2 separate regions of the Homo sapiens genome follow, and region 2 is linked to region 1. Evidence: chromatin loops called from intact Hi-C (ENCODE). Cell type or tissue: body of pancreas. All regions are shown on one strand. Region 1 overlaps PPP6R2 (protein phosphatase 6 regulatory subunit 2). Region 2 overlaps PPP6R2 (protein phosphatase 6 regulatory subunit 2).

Evidence for each region. A loop is a pair of places that touch in the nucleus more often than their neighbours do. Peaks named below come from ENCODE experiments on the same cell type or tissue, not always from the same donor. Only the 100,000 strongest peaks of a DNase experiment are listed, where the experiment ranks them.
Region 2: a loop joins it to region 1, with 1.9 times the contacts of the local background. A loop is called at or near these places in 1 of 110 quality-filtered maps.

The regions. Positions count from the first base shown.
Region 1 is chr22:50,365,363-50,367,862 of GRCh38, reverse strand. The region is part of intron 1 of PPP6R2 (protein phosphatase 6 regulatory subunit 2); the gene reads right to left. Among named protein-coding and RNA genes, the nearest start is that of PPP6R2, 23 kb to the right of the region's middle. In body of pancreas, a CTCF peak has its summit at 1,107 (motif pointing right); a DNase peak (open chromatin) is centred at 1,142; H3K27ac peaks cover 857 bases.
Region 2 is chr22:50,423,837-50,426,336 of GRCh38, reverse strand. The region is part of intron 10 of PPP6R2 (protein phosphatase 6 regulatory subunit 2); the gene reads right to left. Among named protein-coding and RNA genes, the nearest start is that of MIR12114, 18 kb to the right of the region's middle. In body of pancreas, no CTCF peak of the experiment used is centred here; no DNase peak of the experiment used is centred here.

The sequences.
Region 1 (2,500 bases):
TGGTAGTAGTGGTCCCCCAGGCCCAACTGTCTTTTCTTCTATCTCTTTGCTTTATGTCTTTATTTCTACGATCTCTCGTCTCCGCACACAAAGAGAAAAACCCACAGGCCCTGTAGGGCTGGACCCTACACTGTCTCAAAAAACAACACAAAACAAAAAATAAAGCAATTATATTTATTGTAATTTATCCAGCATCTAATTGGACTGTAATGGGACAGTCTGGTAACAGCATCTAATAATACTGGAAGCAAAGGTCCTTCCCTCCCTTTTTCATTTTCTACTTAACTATGTGCCTTGAATGGCAACTGTGACAGCATAGGAGAGACGGGCAGCTCCAGGCCCACTCCTTAACAGGTACATCCTAAGCATCCACCCCTCATCCTCTGCCCACTGCTCCCCCGGCAACATCACAGCCTCCTACACTCTCCCACTGCAGGATATAAGCCTTCTTTTGCCTGTGCCCTCCACCTAAGATTCTGTCTCAGGAGGGCAGACTTCAATCGCTTTCTTATCATTCCCTCAGCATCTCATTCTGTAGCCCTTGATTTTTCTAGGGAAACTTCTTCCAAGCCCTACTCCCATCATCTTCGCTACATACTCCAAGTGCTTTGATGCCTACCCGGGAGAAAGCCACCTCTGCCCTCCTATCCAGGCGTCCCCCGCTCCCCTGTCCAGGCATCCTCTGCTCCCCTGTCCAGGCATCCTCCGCTCCCACATCTCAACCAGAAAGTGGGTCAGCATTCTTCTAGGTGCCCGTGAGTATTTCTACACTAACTTAAGCTTTCATTAAAAAGCCTCCATTTTTTATGCTTTTGTTTCTGGCCAAGACGGAACAGACCAGATTTACTTCCCATCTGCAACAACTAAAAAAAAAAAAGAAAACATAGGGAAGCAATGGTTTTCAAGACACTAGACACTGGACGCCAGGCAGTGAAGGGTCCCTGAAAAAAGGAAACAAAAGACAGGAGGGAGCCCTGTAGTTGTCCAGCTTCTGCTGGAAAAGCCAGGCCACAGCCCAAGGAAGAAGAAGCAGTGGAGGCTGGCTGGCAGTCTCTGACTTGAAAAATCAAAACTAGGAGTTCAGGCAGTCCAAGGTAGCTCGAGTTCACAGGCAGAACACCAGAGGGCAGAGCTCACAGCAAATGCTGAAGATCCACACAGGACACCTCCCACTCCAGTCTCCAGCCAAGCACTGATCAGTGCATGTGTGTAAGGAAGGTATTCAAGCCAGGGAAAGCATCACTCAAAAAGATGAGAGGGGCCGGGTGCGGTGGCTCACACCTGTAATCCCAGCACTTTGGGAGGCCGAGGCCGGTGGATCACCTGAGGTCAGGAGTTCGAGACCAGCCTGGCCAACACGGTGAAACTCCATCTCTACTAAAAATACAAAAATTAGCTGGGCATGGTGGCGGGCACCTGTAATCCCAGCTACTGGGGAGGCTGAGGAAGGAGAACTGCTTGAACCCGGAGGCTGCAGTGAGCTGGGATTGCACCACTGCACTCCAGCCTAGGTGACAGAGCGAGACTCCATTTAAAAAAAAAAAAAAAAAAGATGAGAGGGAACAATCCTCAAAGCTCACGCAGAGCCTATTCCTGCCAGTTGCAGTGGAAAACCTTGTAATTCACAAGGCTTTGGACGTAATGCTCAGAAGACGTTTGCCTCAGTGGCAGAGCAAAACTAGCCCTAGACTAAAAATTACTAGGGTTCCACCTAACAAAGCTGAAATGCAAGACCTATCAGAATCAAACTGTTTCCAAGTAATTGAACCTCATCCCAGAACAAAGGTCAAGAATATTTATAGGAACACAAAAATGCTCAGTATCCAACAAGATAAAATTCACAAAGTCTGGGCATCTGATCAAAAAGTTCTAGGCATGCAAGGGAGCAGGAAAAGAAAAATCATAAACCATAATGAGGGGAAAAACAACACAAAACCAACCCAGAAATGACACAGATGAGTTAACAGATAATGCTGGTACAGGGGCTCATGTCTATAATCCCAGCTACTCAGGAGCAAGGTGGGAGAATCACTTGAGGCCTGGAGTTTGAGGTTGCAGTGAGCCAGGATTGCACCACTGCAATCCAGCCTGAGTGACAGAGCAAACAGAACACTGTCTCTAAAAAAATAATAATAAATAAAGAATTGATAAGGACATTTAAATGGTTCTTTTTTTTTTTTTTTTGAGACAGAGTCTTGCTCTGTCGCACAGGCTGGAATGCAGTGGTGTGATCTCAGCTCACTGCAAGCTCCGCCTCCCGGGTTCATGCCATTCTCCTGCCTCAGCCTCCCGAGTAGCTGGGACTACAGGCGCCCGCCACCACGCCGGGCTAATTTTTTGTATTTTTTAGTAGAGACGAGGTTTCACCGTGTTAGCCAGGATGGTCTCGATCTCCTGACCTCATGATCCACCCACCTCGGCCTCCGAAAGTGCTGGGATTACAGGCGTGAGCCACTATGCCCAGCCTAAATAGTTCTTATAAGTGTATCTCATGCCAGGC
Region 2 (2,500 bases), 58 kb before region 1:
CACAGGCAACAGAGAAAAAAAGATAATTGGATTTCATCAAAATTTAAAACTTGTGTGTCAAAGGTCATTATCAAGGAGTAAAGGCTGGGTGGCTGGTGGCTCACGCCTATAATTCCAGCACTTTGGGAGGCCACGGCCGGAGCATCACTTGAAGTCAGGAGTTCAAGGCCAGCCTGATCAACATAGCGAGACCCCATCTCTACAAAAAATATAAAAATTAGCTGGATGTGGTGGCGCATGCCTGCAGTCTTAGCTACTCAGGAGGCTGAGGTGGGAGGATCACTTGAGCCCAGGAGTTCAAGGTTACAGGAAGCTATGATCACTGTACTGCAAGACCCTACATCTAAAAAAAATTTTTTATGTAAAAAGATAACCCAAAGAAAATATTTGCATATATCTGATAAAGGATTAATATCCAGAATATATATAGAACTTCTAAAACTAAAAAAAAAAAACAAAAAAAAAACTCAATTCAAAAATGGTCAAAGGACTTGAATAGACATTTCTCCAACGAAGCTATTCACATGGCCAAAAAGCACGAGAAGATGCTCGACATCACTTGTCACACGGAGACACTGTTCCACACGCACATCAGATGACGAGCATCAGCCACACGGAGACACCGTTCCACACGCACATCAGATGACGAGCATCAGAAGAAGGAAGACAAGTGTCGGCGGGATGAGGGGGAGGATGAGGAGAAAGGGGAGACTTTGTTGACAGGAAGATAAAATGGTGCAGCCACTGTGGAAAGGTCTGGCCTCAAAACTTAATCATGGAATTGTCACATGACCTGGCCTCATAGGTATTTATCCAGAAGAACTTCTTCTTACTTTCAGAAGAACTGAAAGTAAGGACTCAAACAGGTATTTGTACACCCACATATACAGCAGTGTTATTCACAATAGCCAAGGCTGGAAGCAACCCAAGTCTCCACTGATGGATGGATGAATGGACAGAATGTGGCCCACCCACACAGTAATTTTTCAGCCTTAAAAAGGAAGGAAATTTGGACATACAGTACAATACTGAATGAACCTTGGGCACATAGTGCTAAGTGAAATAAGTCAGTCACAAAAAGATAATACTTTATGATTCCACTCATAAACTGTACCTAGAATAGTCAAATTCAGAGACAAAGACAATGGTGGTTGCCAGAGACTGTGGAGAGGGAGAATGAATGGGGAGTTAGTGTTTAACGGAGAGAGTTTCTGTTTGGGAAAATGAAAAACTTCTAGATGTGAATAATGGTAATGGCTATACAAGATTGTGAATGCACTGAGTGACACACCTTAAAATAGTTAAAACAGCCAAGTTTATGTTATGATATTTTACCACAGTAAATATAAAAGAGAGGAAGAAAGTGGAAGACAGAATTCTTTTGAAGAAGGAAAAGGGGCTGGGTGCAGTGGCTCAAGCCTGTAATCCCAGCACTTTGGGAGGCCAAGGCGGGTGGATCACGAGGTCAGGAGTTTGAGACCATCCTGGCCAACACGGTGAAACCCCGTCTCTACTAAAAATACAAAAAAAAATTAGCTGGGCATGGTGGCGCATGCCTGTAATCTCAGCTACTCGGGAGGCTGAGGCAGGAAAATCGCTTGAACCAGGGAGTCGGAGATTGCAGTGAGCCAAGGTCCCGCCACTGCACTCCAGCCTGGCGACAGAGAGAGACTCCATCTCAAAAAAAAAAAAAAAAAAAAAAAGAAGAAGAGGGAAAAGGAAAGTAGGTCTCTTTTGTAATTGCTTCCCTGATGCAGACTGGGATCTCACAGCCAAAGCAGTGCCCAGAACTCATACACGCTGACAGACGTTCCACACGCGGACAGACCTTCCACACGCTGACAGACGTTCCACACGCGGACGGACCTTCCACACGCTGACAGACGTTCCACACGCGGACGGACCTTCCACACGCGGACGGACCTTCCACACACTGACGGACCTTCCACACGCGGACGGACCTTCCACACGCGGACGGACCTTCCACACGCGGACAGACCTTCCACACGCTGACAGAACTGAGCCAGACAGCACTTCGAGCCCAGTTCTGGGACTAAGATTGCAGGGAGATTCCAGCAGAGCCCCAGAGCCAGGCAGAAGACGGGGGCTGCGTCTGCCAACAGGACCCACTAGGGCAGTGCCCTTCGTTCTCAGGGGAGCAGCCTCATGCTCTCCGCAGAGGAGCCCGCCACCCACAGCCAGGGCTGCTCACTGGCACTACTTGCCAGCACCGCCTGCCCCTTCCTCTCCTCAGCCACCTGGAGCATCATGCAAGCCGTCTGCGGGATGGAGAGGCACTGCCCGCTGGCTTTGACAAAAACTGCCAGGTTGGCCTTCTACTGTGGACGACAGGAGCTTCTCTTTTAGCCATTTTATACCTAATAACCACCGTGTAAGTTCTATGTTGTTCAGTCAGAACATGAGAAAGGAGGTAGACGTGTCACTCTATTCCATCAAACCGGGTTAGAAATCCGCCTTCTGCTTTCAGGGCAATTCTACG